Regions from separate parts of the Homo sapiens genome. Here region 1 is linked to region 2. A link is a contact called in ENCODE Hi-C or POLR2A ChIA-PET data. All regions are on one chromosome and are shown on one strand. The core of a region is the stretch at or near the end of the contact, and the rest is flanking DNA. Distances in the headings are between cores, read along the strand shown. Region 1 overlaps RXRA (retinoid X receptor alpha). Region 2 overlaps RXRA (retinoid X receptor alpha).

The links. A loop is a pair of places that touch in the nucleus more often than their neighbours do. ChIA-PET counts read pairs that join two places held with the same protein, here RNA polymerase II (POLR2A). Pooled maps may share reads with other maps.
Region 1: a loop to region 2 is called in a map of right lobe of liver, with 3 times the contacts of the local background. The contact joins two enhancer-like sites. A Hi-C loop is called at or near these places in 23 of 168 maps with a recorded cell type or tissue (CD14-positive monocyte, HepG2, PC-9 and 13 more) and 13 of 50 pooled maps. POLR2A ChIA-PET finds 5 or more read pairs at or near these places in 6 of 52 experiments (AG04450, HepG2, MCF 10A and 3 more).

Annotation. Positions count from the first base shown.
Region 1 is chr9:134,370,433-134,376,935 of GRCh38, forward strand. All of the region lies in intron 1 of RXRA (retinoid X receptor alpha), which reads left to right. Among named protein-coding and RNA genes, the nearest start is that of MIR4669, 5.7 kb to the right of the region's middle. RefSeq lists an enhancer at 2,269-2,794. Within about 2 kb of position 4,833, at least 23 of the 41 ENCODE cell types and tissues checked have a DNase peak (open chromatin) inside an H3K27ac peak, as active enhancers do; they include CD14-positive monocyte, endothelial cell of umbilical vein, gastrocnemius medialis and 4 more, where a contact is called at or near this core.
Region 2 is chr9:134,339,159-134,345,703 of GRCh38, forward strand. The region is part of intron 1 of RXRA (retinoid X receptor alpha); the gene reads left to right. Among named protein-coding and RNA genes, the nearest start is that of RXRA, 16 kb to the left of the region's middle. RefSeq lists an enhancer at 5,189-5,333 and a cis regulatory region at 5,256-5,266. Within about 2 kb of position 2,438, at least 20 of the 41 ENCODE cell types and tissues checked have a DNase peak (open chromatin) inside an H3K27ac peak, as active enhancers do; they include CD14-positive monocyte, endothelial cell of umbilical vein, gastrocnemius medialis and 4 more, where a contact is called at or near this core.

The sequences.
Region 1 (6,503 bases), core at 3,583-6,082, 34 kb after region 2:
ACATTACTTTCTTATTTGTGCGCTGGTTTACTTTGTCTCTCGCCGTGGGGCATCACCTCTACAGGACAAGGCCAAGCCTTTGCCCCGTAGACGAAGGGCTCATGGTGAGCCCCTCATTTGGGATTCTGTAGCTCTGTTGGGGCAGCCTGGTCATGCCAGGGCCTTTCAGGGTTTCAGAGTGCTGCCTGCTATGTGACCTCCCTGGTCGTCCTTCCTCGCCACCTGCAAGCCATCCCCGTGTGCTGGCTGGGCCCTGGGCTGCAGACTGGGGCCAGGGAGATCTGGACAGCAGCGTCCACCCCATGCAGTTCGCTGTGTGGCGGCGCCGGGTGGGCCTTGTGCACAGCCCAGCTCAGACCACGGAGGGTCTGGGGTTGGAGGTGGTGTGGACATGATGAGTGCTCTCACTCCAGGAGAGAACGCTGCCAAGAGAAGGGTGGCTGGCCCGGCGGGTGGCTGCTGAGGGGCCATCGCGGAAGGTGGGTGGTCAGCAGAGAGTACAGTGTCCCTTCTTCCACTGGGTTCCACCTGAGGGAGTGGCAGGAGCCGGAGGGCTTGGGGAAGAGGCCGCATCAGCCTCACTTGAGGGCTGAGTGCTGAAGACAGTGTGGGGGGCCCTGGGCTGGCAGGTGGGTCACCCTCGCTCTGGGACACGCTCAAGAGAGTGCCCTGGAGAGGGGTTTGCATCCGAAGCTGATCCTGCTTCCCCATCACATTCCCACCCAGTTACAAAAGTCATCCCTCCCACCGGCCCAGTGGGGGCTGCTGGGGCTTGGGGCTGAGTGGGGTCCTTGCTGCCTGCCTTGTCTGATGTGTGGCTTTGGAAAAGTCCCTTGACCCCCCCAGGCCTCTGTGTCCTTTGCCGTGAGGTCTCAGGGGACCAGTCGTCTAGAGCCAGGGTGCTCTTGGGCAGCCGCCACTGTCTCTGGCCCCCCTGGTGTTCATTCAGGCAGGGCCAGGGTAGCCGTGGCTATGAGCCCAGGTGGGTATGGGGCTTGGCGGGGCTGCCGTGTGTCCAGCGAGAGCCAGCTGGGCTGAGCTTCTCCTCAAATGCTGATGGGGGCCAGACTTCTGGGGGCACCGTCTCTTTCCATAACATGATCTCCCCTAGGCCTCGCCCCTAACAAGCTGGCAGAGAACTCTCGCCCCATTTCATGGCCATGGCACTGGTGGCTTGGGGCAGGGCCTGGCGGCCAGCTCTTGGGCCGGTGCCTCTGGTTCACTGGGCCTGTGGCCTGGCCCTTGGGGTATGGAGGACGGGCCTGGGGGTGGCGTGCGCCCCCTTGAAGTGGTCCGCCCTTGTCTCTGCCTGTCCTGAGGATGAGGGTCATCAACTGAGTCGGGGCCACAGGGCAGCCATGGGTGCGCGAGTGCAGGGCCGGGCCTGTCTCCTCCGGGCGGCGTGGCAGGTGGCTGGGCCAAGATGGCTGCAGCGCTTCCTGGGCGCTGCTGCGTGTTGAAACCCGTCTGTGACGTGGCCAGCGGTGTTGAAATAAGTGCCTGTGCATTTCCCAACATCCTGCCAGCCTGGTGCAGGACTGGGTGCCAGGCCCAGCCTGGGCCTCCCTTGTGGGGTGCTCAGGCCCCACTTCCCTCCCTGGGGAGGGGAGGAGAGGCCACCTCGAGGGAGTGACGTCAAGGCAGGGTGACATTAGTCTGGGCCCACGGGATCCTTGCTACTTCCCCATTTATGGAGGGGAAACTGAGGTGTGGAGAGGGGTGAGGATGGGTTTGAAGCCCGGCCATCCAGTCTCAGTGCCGCTTGTAGAGGCAGAAGGGCGTAGGGAGGGAGAGGGAGAGCCAGGTAGGCCGAAGGCGCCTGGCAGTGTGGCAGGACACGCGCCCACTGGGGAGGTGGAGGGCCGCAGCCAGGGCCTCAGCTGAGGGCCTCCTGGATGCTGGCTTTGCTGTTGGGGCTGGAGCATGGACCCGTCCTGGGCCGATTATGGGAGATGGTGTGGAGTGGGGGCCGCAGGCGAGGGTCCCTCTTCCTTTGGCTGGAGGAGGCCTGGCCCTGGGACTGTCCCGTGAGGGGAGACAGTGGTTGGACCCATTGCAGAATTGATTTGTTATCACTGGGTTCCAGGCACACGGCTTAGAGGGCATCACGGAGGCCTCCCCGTCACCTCAGAGGGCATCACGGAGGCCTCCCCATCATCTTATGGGGTGGGTGTTATTAGGCTTAGTTTAGAGGAGACAGAGGATCAGAGAGGCCCACTGACCCGCCTTGGGGCCCCCAGCAGGCAGAGGAACTGTGTCCAGGTGCTGGACTGTGAGACCCTGCTCTTCCCGGGACTCTACCACCTCAGAGGGTGGCAGCACAGGGCCCAGCAGGGCGTGTGCTCCTGTGGGGCAGGCGAGTCCTGGCTCTGCCCTTGTAGGCTGTGTGACCCCAGGCGGTAGCTCAGGCTCTCTGGTCTGGACTGGGCGCGGAGCTGCTTGAGATCTGGAATCTGGCTTTCTGGTGAAGGGGCAGCAGGAGAGGGGCTGAGACCCAGCCTTCCTGGTTGCAGAGCTGCGGTAGGCCAGACCCTCCTGCCTGCTGGGTGGGGCCTGGCATTCCAGGAACCTGTGGTCAAGCCTGGCCTGGGCTGTGGCGTCTGCCCCGGGTTCGTCAGCAGGGGAGGGGCCCTGGAGACCAGTCCGTTATGGATGAGGAAGCGGGTGCCCAGAGAGGGTGAGGAGCTGGGCTGGGCCACACAGCCAAGTGGCCACAGAGCTGGGGGTGGTCAGGAGCCATGCTTTCTGGTAAGGCGGAAGTGTCTGGGGCCCGGGTGGGATGAAGGACTCGGGTCCCAGAGACCAGCCTTTGGTGCTGTTCTTGGGCTAGGAATGGCAGTAACAGGAAGGGCATGGCCACCGAGACGCACTGAGTTATGGGCACCTGCCGTCTGCCAGGAACTGTGGTCCACGCCCGACTGTCTTTAACAGCTCTGTGCCTGCTGCTGTGTGCCGGGCCCTGCGCTCAGCCCTTCTCGTGTGTGGTCTCCAACCCTGTGTTTTCCCAGGCCGTTGGCCCATTTTCCAGATGAGAATACTGCGGCCCAGAGAAGCAGCATTGTGTGCTGCGGTCCTTGGCCACGAGGTGGTGTGGGTTTTTTTGACCCAGATCTTCCTGTCTATCACCCTCCCTGGGCCTACCTTCCTTATGGTAGACACATGTGCAGGTCTGTCCCATCCCCCAGCTATCCACAGAGAGGCCAGGGTTTGGCATGGGGAGGTGTCGGAGCCTACTGGGTTGTAGCTGGAGGGAGGTGAGTGGCACCTCCCACAGGAAGCCCCCCTTGATGTCTCCTCCACCTTGCCACATTACCAGCCGATAGCCAGGTTCCTGGAAAAGGCTGTCTTTCTGACTCTGGACTGGGTGCCCCTGGGCAGGGCCCACCTTTGTTTTCTAATTTATTTTAATTAAAAATTTAAAAATTAGAGACAGAGTCTTGCTTTGTTGCCCAGGCTAGACGTGAACTCCTGGGCTCAAGTGATCCTCCCGCCCCGGCCTCTCGGGTAGTGGGGACTTCAGGAGTGCGCCACCTCACCTGGCCTCCCAGCCTGGTTTTTCTCTGCCTGTTTGTAGCCCTGGGTTCGACGGGGGAAGCAGTCGCCTGATGGGCAAGTGCTCTCTGAGTGGTGCATGAAGGTGGCTGTCCACGTGGCTGTCTGTGGTGTCGGTTAATCGTCACGGCTTCCGGGAGTTAAAGGTGAGGGTGCCATCCCCTTTCTGGGGACAAGGACGTTTAGAACCAGCGAGGTTGAGTCAGATGCCCAAGGCCCTACCCAGCCGAGAGCGATGCAGCCAGGACTCAAACCCAGATCCGCAGGCGGCGGCCGCTGTGCCCCAGTGGAGCTTGAGCCTGGGTGGTGGTTGGCACTCACCACCTGTGGGATGGATGAGGAAAGGCCAACCTGGTGGTCACTGCCACTTCCGCAGTGTGGGCTGCTCCCGGCCTGAGGGTGGCTCTGGTCCCCAGCTGTCCTGAGGGGTGAGGGGGTGAATCGCAGGCCACCCTCCTGGTGTGGGCTGCGCTGGTCACTGGTCGCTGGTCACAGGGATCCTGGCTCTCGGCCCAGGGCCACTGTTTCAATGGGTTCTGGCTTGAGGGAGGCCCCCGGGGCACCCCCCGCCTCCGGTCTTCCTCCCAGACCAAACCCCCACAACCTCCACATGTTGAGCCCCGAGCAAATGCCGTTCCCTCTGTCTACCCAGAGAATGGCCAGGCCAGCGGCTGCCTGGGGAGGCACAGCAAGTGGGTGGTAAAATTTAGACCTTTTGCCTCCTGGCGACTTCCTTCTTCAGTTTCATTCCTACAGAAGAGGAGATAGAGGCTCAGCGAGATTGTCTAACCTATTTGGGGAAGCACAGCTTGGCAGTGCCTCGTGTTACTGCTTGGGTCTCCTTGGAACTCGGCGCCTGCCTGGCTAGTTCTTAAGGACTCCTGCAGCTGGCGCCGACCTGGTCCCGCTATCCTGTAGGTCTGTACTTGGCACCTGCTATGTGCCAGGCACTGGCCAGGGCCCAGGGTGTCACAATGGAGTGGCCATGGCTCTATCCTCGGTAGCCCTCAGCCTTGGCACCCAGGGTGAGGGGCTGACTGTGCCCTGCACTGCAGGGAGTGCTCTTGAGGGGGTGTGTAGGAGATGAGACCCCTACCCCAACTGAGAGACTCTGGGAAGGCTTCCTGGAGGAGGTGTTATATAAAACGGAGCCAGGCTGGAGTGAGCCAGGAAACAGGTGGAGGAGTTTCAGGCCCAGGGAACAGCATGTTCAAGGCTAGAGGCGAGAGAGCCTGACATGTTCCTGGAATGACCCAAGGCTGGGGGTGGAGAGCAGGCCGGGCCAGAGCGCGTGTCACTGTGGGGAGGTGGGAGCTGCCTGCTGTCTTCCTGGCCTGGTTCCGATGGCTGTGGCTGGCTGGGCACCCAGGAAACCTTCCTGCCTCCAGAATTGCAGTGGCTTTTGGGGTCTGAGGGGGGATGCTCTTCATGGAGGGCAGCCGAGGGCTCCCGGGTGGGCTGTGGACACTGTGAACAGTTGCTCCAGGCAGTGGGCAGGGGATTCCAGGCAGGTCCTGGCCCGGAATAAACCCTGGTTCATCTGAGGGTCAGCCCGGAGACTGTGTGTGGATGATCGGCCTGGCGGGAGAGCTGGGAGTGACGCTGGGTTGGCCGTCTAGTTTTACAGCTGGGAACACGGGCCAGGGCCAGCGGGCAGCCTGGGGTGGCCAGCAGGTGGGCCCGGGGCCGGCAGCTCTGGGCCCTGTGTGGGTTGTCAGGGCTGGAGGAGAAGCCTGAGGGCTGGGGTGAGGGCGATTTGGAAGCAGCCACTCCCTGGTGCGGAGTAGGAGGGCTGGCTTCTGGCAGGAGAGCATTCTCGGTGTGAGAGTTTGTGTTAGTGGCTGGGGGATGCTGAGATTCTGTAAAACACTCCCCCAAACAAACAACAAACACCACGTGCCCTGCGACTCGATGGCAGAGGCCACGTAGAGAAAACAAGCTGCCGGCCGCCCTCCCTCCCTCCCTCCCTCTCTCTCTCTGCTTCCCCCCCACCCCACCCCGCCAGGCTCGCAGCCTGCTGGCCTCCCTTCTCCGCATGCGGGCAGATCATGACAAGCCTTGCTATTTATTAATTTTTTAAAACAAAAATGGAATTCAGATTTGTGTTTCCTATCAAAGTTGGGATCTTCCTTAGGAAGGAAGGCACCCTCCCACCGGCCCCGCTGGTTGGGGCGGAAGAAGGCGGCCCCTCTGCAGGCGCAGCCAGGCCTTCTTGTGGAGGCCCAGAGGGGCACCCTCAGCCGCGGGGCCTGCCCATGCCAGCTGTCGCACCTCGCAGTGCCCAGGGTTGTGGGGGTCTAGGAGCTTCGGTGCCTGGCAGGGTGCGTGTTTATGCATGTGTGTGTGCCTCGTGCTCTGATCTGTGCGTGTGCCTGTGTGCCCCATCCACACTGCTCCCGTCTATGCTGTCTCCATTCCTTCGCGGGGGCAGAGGTCCCTCCAGTGGCCCAACCACAGCCCCCACTGCTGCCCTGTCCTACCGTTTCTTCTCTCTCCTCCCCTGCCGCCCGCCACACTCTGCTCAGGCAGCCCTGGGCTCATGACTTGACAGCCTGGCCAGCTGCGTGGCCTCGGCCAGGGCGACCTTTGTGTGTTGGAGCCTTGCCGCGTTCTCTGTCTATAGAAGGTGATGCTTAGGGAGCTCTCAGAGAACCAGTGAGACCTGTGCTGGCTGGTGCATCTCGGGTGCTCAGCGCGTGGGCAGTACCCTCCCTGGCTGTGCTCCTGGGGGAAGCTGGGCACTGGGCATGGAAATGAAAGCGTGGTAGAGAGGGACCTCCTGGCTCCTTGCAGCTGAGACCAGCCAGGGGCGCAGCCCTAGGGATCTGGCTGGGCCTGCAGGCTGCAGGGTCTCAGGAGGGAGGGAAGGGGCATGGTGAGGGCACCTTGGGCGTCGAGTCTCTGAGGGGGTGCAGGAAGCATTTCCTTACCTGTGGCGGGCAGTCGCTGGG
Region 2 (6,545 bases), core at 1,188-3,687:
CGTAGGGACCCTCTCATGCCCTCTGGCCAGCCTGGAGAGCTCTTGGCAGAAAGGCCAGGACTGAGGTGGCTGGCATGGCGCCTCCCGCGCTGTTCCTCCCTCCCTGCCTGGCCTTCAGGGGCGCGTCGTCCTCCCCAGACCCTCCTCTGTCTGCGTGTGAGCCCGTGAGCCTGTGTGGGCTTATGTGTGTGGCTGGGATTCCAGCCAGGGTTTGTGCGCGTGAGCCTCTGTCTGCGTGTGAGCCCGTGAGCCTGTGTGTGAGAGTGTGTGGGTGCCATGCCTGTGTGAGTGTGTGCCTGTGTGTGAGCCTGTGTGTGGGTGTGCATGCCCACGCCCTTGTGTGAGTGTGTGTGAGTCTGTGTGTGTGTGTGTGTGAGCCCGTGTGTGTGTGAGTCTCTGCATACCCATGGCCTTTTGTGAGCCTGTGTGTGTGAGCCTGTGCGTGTGTTTCTGTGTGAGTCTCTGTGTGTGTGAGCCTGTGCGTGTGTCTGTGTGTGTGCCTGTGTGTGTGTGAGCCTGTGTGTGTGTGTGTCTCTGTGTGTGTGCCTGTGTGTGTTTGAGCCTGTGTGTGTGTGTCTATGTGTGAGATCCCGTGTGTGTCTGTGCACACCCATGCCCTTGTGTGAGCCTGTGTGTATGAGTCTGTGTGTAAGCCTCTGTGTGTGTGTGTGTGTGAGTCTGTGTGTGTGTGAGCCCATGTGTGTGTGTCTGTGAACATCCATGCCCTTGTGTGAGCCTGTGTGTGTCTGTGTGTGAACCTGTGTGTATGTGAGTGTGCACGCCTGTGCTCTTGTGTGAGCCTGTCTGTGTGCACCCGTGCATGTGTGTTCCTCTGTGCACATCTGTGTCCATGTCTGAGCCTGTATCTGTGTGCACCCATGTCTGTGTCCCTCTGTCCCTGTCCCTGTGTGAGTGTGTATCCGTGTGCACTTGTGTCCTCGTGTCTCCCTGTGCCCGTGCTGTGTCGGCATGTGTGCCTGTGTGTGCTTCTGTGTGTCTTGTGCCCCACACCTTCTGATGGCTTGTGCCTGCGGGTCCAGGTTTGAGACTGGCCACTGCCCGTGCTGTCCGGCTCCCTCCTTAGCTAAGGGTCCTGAGGGCTCGGGGTCCAGGACAGGAGAATGAGAAGCTGTAGGGGGCTGTGGAGGGCTGCAGGCAGATATATGTTCTAGAAAGACTTTGGCCATCGTGGGGATGGTGGTTTGGGGCAGACCAGTGATGCCACCCACTGACCTTTCAGCCAGTTCCCAGGAAGTGTCACAGGGGTGATAATTGTCCAGCCAGGAGTGAGGGCCGAGGGGCTTTAGGAAGTGCCAGGGAGCACTCTGAAGCAGTATGTTTTGGTCTAAGTGGGGCTCACGTGGCACCGGCTCACTGCCTGCCCTCTGGCCTACAGCGTGGCAGGTATCACCGACCACCCGAAGCACTCAGATCCCTTTCTGCAGGCACCCAGGCAGACGGTCTCGGTGCATGAGCCTCGATGCACGCCTCGGCCCGCAGCTGCCTTCTTGAGCAATGCCAGCAGTGCCTAAGCCACATGCCGTCCAGGCTGAGCAGGTAGATTGGATGTGTGAGCTGTGGCCCAAGCGGTCCTCCCTGGCCCTCTAGCTGGGGTGTCTCAGCTCCGGGAGCAAGGAGCCTGTCTTCTGCGGAATTCTGCGCCCTGGGAGAATGAGCTGAGCCAATCCTGAAGCCAGGGTCAGTCACACACGCTTTGGTGCGAATGAGCCTCATGTGAACCCTGGAAAGGCCTCGCAGGAAAGGAGAGGAAGGAAGGCTTCCTCTAATTGTGTGGATGAGGAAATTGAGGTCTGAGAGCGGCATGGCTGGCAAGCGGGGCGAGCTGACAGCCAGGCTGTCTCCTGACCCTGGCCTCGTGCCCTCACCTCTTGACGGCCCACCTTGGGGCGGAGTGAGAGCACAGATGGGAGGGTCCTGGTGGGGACAGGGAGAGGTGGGTGGCTGGAGCTGTGACCGCAGGCCCCGCCGTGGGTGGTGGTACCTGGAGTGTGTGCCCAGCACAGCATGGCACGCTCCCTCGTTCCCTGCACCCCAGTGCTGATGAGGAGGCCGAGCTACAGATAGGGGCTCAGCTGCTTGCCCAATATCATGTGGCCAGTTAACAGCAGAGTCGGGATTTGAACCCAGATTCTTGGGACTCTTCTTTGAGCCACTTCCAGCCTGGGGTTCTGGCGTGTGGTTGGAGTCCTGGGGGCTGCTAGGGTGGGGGGACATTCCTCCTCTGGGAGGAACCTGGAGCCGAGCCCTCCCTGCTGGCTGGGGAGGGGCCTTGCTTCCTACACAAACAACCAGGCCTGGCTGGAGCCATTTTATTTTTATTTCCTATTTTTACTTCCCCGTTGGCTCTTTTTAGCAACTCTGGGTGAGATAGGCCCCCGCCCTCCAGTCTCCACCCGGCTTCCTGGCCCAGGCCAGGACCTTGGAGGAGGCGTGGGCATGGGTGGCCCAGGGTTGGGCTGGCTCGCAGCTTGGCCGGCACACACCTGGTGGCAGAGCTCCTCTCTTTCTGGGAGCTCCAGGGCGGCTGGCCTCTTCCCGCCCTCCATGGGGAGCACCATGGGGCATGCATGGTGGCAGGGGAATGTCTTGGTGTGTGACTGTTTGTTGCCACCCCTCCTCTGGGTCTTGGCCTGAGGTTGGAGTTTGGGAGGTAGAGGCACTGGGCGGTGTGGTCTTGGAGCTGGGTGCGTGACTGGCAGCGTCACTGCCTGGGGCCTGGCTGGGCAGGGCTGGGCTTGGGTTTGTTGAGGCTCTGCCCACTACTGGCCTGGCCCCACTTGCTGAGGGTCCGCTGTGCTCCAGGGTCTGTGAAGCCCAACCCTGGGGGTAGGGGCTGTCAGAGCATCCGGCTAGCTGGAGCCTGCCTGTGGTGGGTGTTGCTGGCTGGGGGACATGAAGACCCCGAATGAGGAGGCGTCTCCCTGAAGGCGCTCTGCTGGGCCCGGGGTGGGGGCTCTCGTGCTGGCATTTGGTGGGTAGTGAGTTCTGAACTGTGAGATCAGGCTGGAGAAAGCCCTGGACCCACTGTGGATCCCAGGCCAGAGTGAGGGCAGGGGCGGGGGTCCGGGTCGAGGACTAGCAAGCCACAGTGCACCAGGTGCCCCGGTACCAGCTTGTGCCAAGCCCATTGCCCTCCCAGAACCCTGGGGGAGGGAGTTGCCCTCATTTACAGAGGGGGCCTGGGCTCAGAGAGGCTGAGCCGATCTTCAAGGCCACACAGCTTGTGGGCATGGAGGGGCCGATCCTTGCCCTTTCCCTGCCAGGAAACTGAGGCACAGAGAGCAGGGGTCCCCCAGGTGGTCAGGCCCCAGAGGCTTGCACTTGGGATGGCGTGCTGTGCGCCCTCTTCCTGCCATCAGCGGGGGGCAGTGGGTTGGTGCAGGCAGAGTGGTAACAGCAAGCTGTGGGCAAGGGACTGCTTGGGAGCTGCTGTGAGCCCAGGCAGGTGGTGGGGCTGCGGGGCTGCGGGAGGAGGCCCCTGTGGTTCCCACAGGGCCATGTGTGGTCTCCAGGGCTGAGATGGCTGGTGTGGGCCGCCCTGACCTGGTGGGTTTGGGGGAACCTGGCCCCATAGGAGAGTGGACAGCGCCGCGGAGGAGGCTGCCTACCTGCCTTCCTGGCCCTTCCTGCTCTGGCTGGCTCAGCAGGTTGAGCGCAGGTGGTGGCTGTGGCCCTGCCACCACCACAGTGACCTTCCCTTTGTATGTGAGTGATGTGGGTGGCATGACTGCGGATGCAGGCACGTGTGGGTGCTGGGGATTGTCTGGTAATCCTTTGATTAGAGGCCAGGAAACCCAATCCCGCAGCCTAGGCAGTGGGGGGACCTCCTTCTAGAGAGGCCCCAGCAGATTATGGGATTTTCACCTGCCCAGCCCTGGGAGGTGTCTTGGACCCAGAGCATTTGGCCTTGGGAGGTGGGGAGGGGGTTCCTGCCCTGGAGCCAGGGAAGCTGTCTGCGGCCCACAGTTCAGGGCCCCACACAGACCTTTTACATGCTGTGTGACCTGGGGCAGCGTGTCTCTCTCTCTGAGTGTCGACTTTCTCATCTGTGACGTGGGGTGAGGGCACTTGCTGCCCAGGTGGTTGTGAGGGTTGACTGAAGTAAGGCCTGTCCTTCAGTTCTTGCCTGGGAGCAGGGAAGGCCCTGGCTGGGGTTGCCTCTGAACCTCAGTGTCTTTGAGGGCTGGGAGGAGGAGTTTCTTCTTCTGGGTTCTGGGGGTTCATGCAGGATTGCCCGTCAGCATCCTGCAGCCCCTGGAATAGGGGGCGCTCAGTGTAGGGCAAAGGAACGTGAGGAGGGCATGAGTGTTGTATCTCATGGGAAGAAGCATTTTTTTGGGAGGAGTGGTTGCAGGGGCAGCTAGTTCTGGAACCATCCTAGGACCTAGAAATTGCTCGGGGCCAGGAAGCGAGACCAGTCACTGGGTGCAACCTTGACATAGGCTTGAGGGGTCACGTCCCCTGCCCTGTCCCCATCTTGCTCAGTGGCCAGAGGAGAGACCGTGTGCACTTGGTGGACTGCCACGGGCCTGGGGGCCTCGGGACCAACCCTCCATCCGCCCGTCCCCAGCCGGGCGCGGCACTGAGCTGAGGGAGCCTGCGTTCTTCCTTCAAGCAGAGGATCTTCTGCAACTGTGGGGAAGAGTGTTTCTTCCCGGAAGGCGGGGCCAGCTGGCTGGGTCAGCAGATGGGCTCCTCTGGCGTCTTCTCACCTTCTGGCCGGTCATTGGCCCTCGTGGCCCTACCACAGTGGGGTGGGCATCTCCCCATAGGCCCTCCCCACAGGATGCAGCCCTTCCTCATGGGGCCTGGTCCTGCTGAGGTTCCCGGGGGCCGTGCCCTATGTGGCCCTACCTCTGTGCCACCTCTCAAACCGTTGCCTCTGCCTGGCGTGTGTGCCTGCTCTGCCCTTCTTTTTCCATCCTTGTAGGCCTGAGTCCAGCGTTCCCTGCGCTTGAAGCTGGCCCCAGGAACCTGGCAGGCCAGGGCCCATGCAGTACAAATGTGGACAGGTCTGCCCCCACCCTGCCCTGGGCCTCCCTTTTTCCCAGCCTCCTCTGGCACCGGCATGTGCGGAGGCTGTGGTGTGTCTCCTCCCTGGGTGGAGGAGTGGGTAGGGGGCTGGCTTTGCAGCTTGGGGTCTATCTAGCCTGGTGTCTGGAGAGACTTGTGGGGTGCAGCTTCCTGCCCTTGCCGCCGGAAGGGGCTGAGATTGGGGTCCCGCCCCTTTGCTCCTGACTCAGCAGCTGCAGGGTGGGGGAAACTGGAGGTTTCTTGACAAAAGCCCCAACCCTGGGCACCCGCCCAAGGCTTAGATTCCTCTTAAAAAGGTGGAAGTGGAGTCCTTGGTTCCTTTCTCTGGGGGCTCCCAACAGGAGGTTGGGACGGGGCTGGATCCCAGGCCCTGGGCCCTGGAGCCCTCTCCTCCCCACCTCCCGGGCCTCTGAGAACTGTGCTTCTCTGCTGCGTAGCGCCCTCTGTGGCTCCCCAGGGTGGAGTTCTCACTGCTGCCTGGCCACGGACGCCCCTTCATCCTCAGGAGCCAGGCAGGCCCCACCACCATACCCCTTAGCAACCAGCTTCCCACTCTGACCGGTGTCTGTCTGTGTGCTGCCTTCCGTAGGAGACTTTCTGAGCTTAGGTTCCCTCGACGCTCTATGGGCACTGGGCTTCCTGTCCCAACACACTGGTGGTAGTGATGGGACGCAGCCTCTGTGCGGGCCCTGTGCCTGGTGTGGACCCAGCAGAGTTGGGCAGCGGATGTAGAGTTGGGGAGGGGAGCAGTGACAACCATTCAGAGTGGGCTCTGCCTCCTGCACCCCTGGGCCGTGTGCCTGGGGACAGCGGCCAGAATCACGAGGCCCAGTGCTCGAGCTGCAGTGTGGATGGGTGGCTTCTCTACCCCAGACTCCAGCTCTCTCCAGCTCAGCGACTGTGGCAGCCCCTGGTCTGCTGGGACCACTGCCAGTGGCTGAGAAAATGAAAGTGGACGTGCCCTGGAGGTTATGGGCTTCAGGGTCCCCACCGGATTAGTGAGGATAACGTATCCCCCTCTAGCTGGTATTTGCACAGCCCACGGCTGTGCTGGCTCTGTGGAGGGCCAGTTGTCAGGTGCTCATGAAGTGTAGCTGCTGGGAAGGAGGTGGAAAGTTTGGGCCAAAGCCCTGATGGGTTTTTGTGTGCCCTTGGGTGGTCAGCAGTGGGGGTACCTGGTTGGTTCATTGCACTTCAGGCCCTACCCTGGCACTGGCATGGATCCTCGTGGAGGGTTCTGGAGTTTGGGGTTGGAGAAGCCTCAGCCCTGGCCTTGGTGGCCTCCATCAAGTAGAGACCAAGGCCACAGGCAGGACGGGGGCTCTGGCGGGAGCCGACATCACATGTCTGGCCTGGCTGCACCCACTAGGTGTTCATCCAGGAGCTGCTGGTAGCCCCGGCAGAGGCTGTCCCACCAGCTGCCTGCCTCCATTCTCCATAGGAACTTGTGAAACCTGGAACCGAAAAAGAGCCAAGGCAGGAGGGAGCAA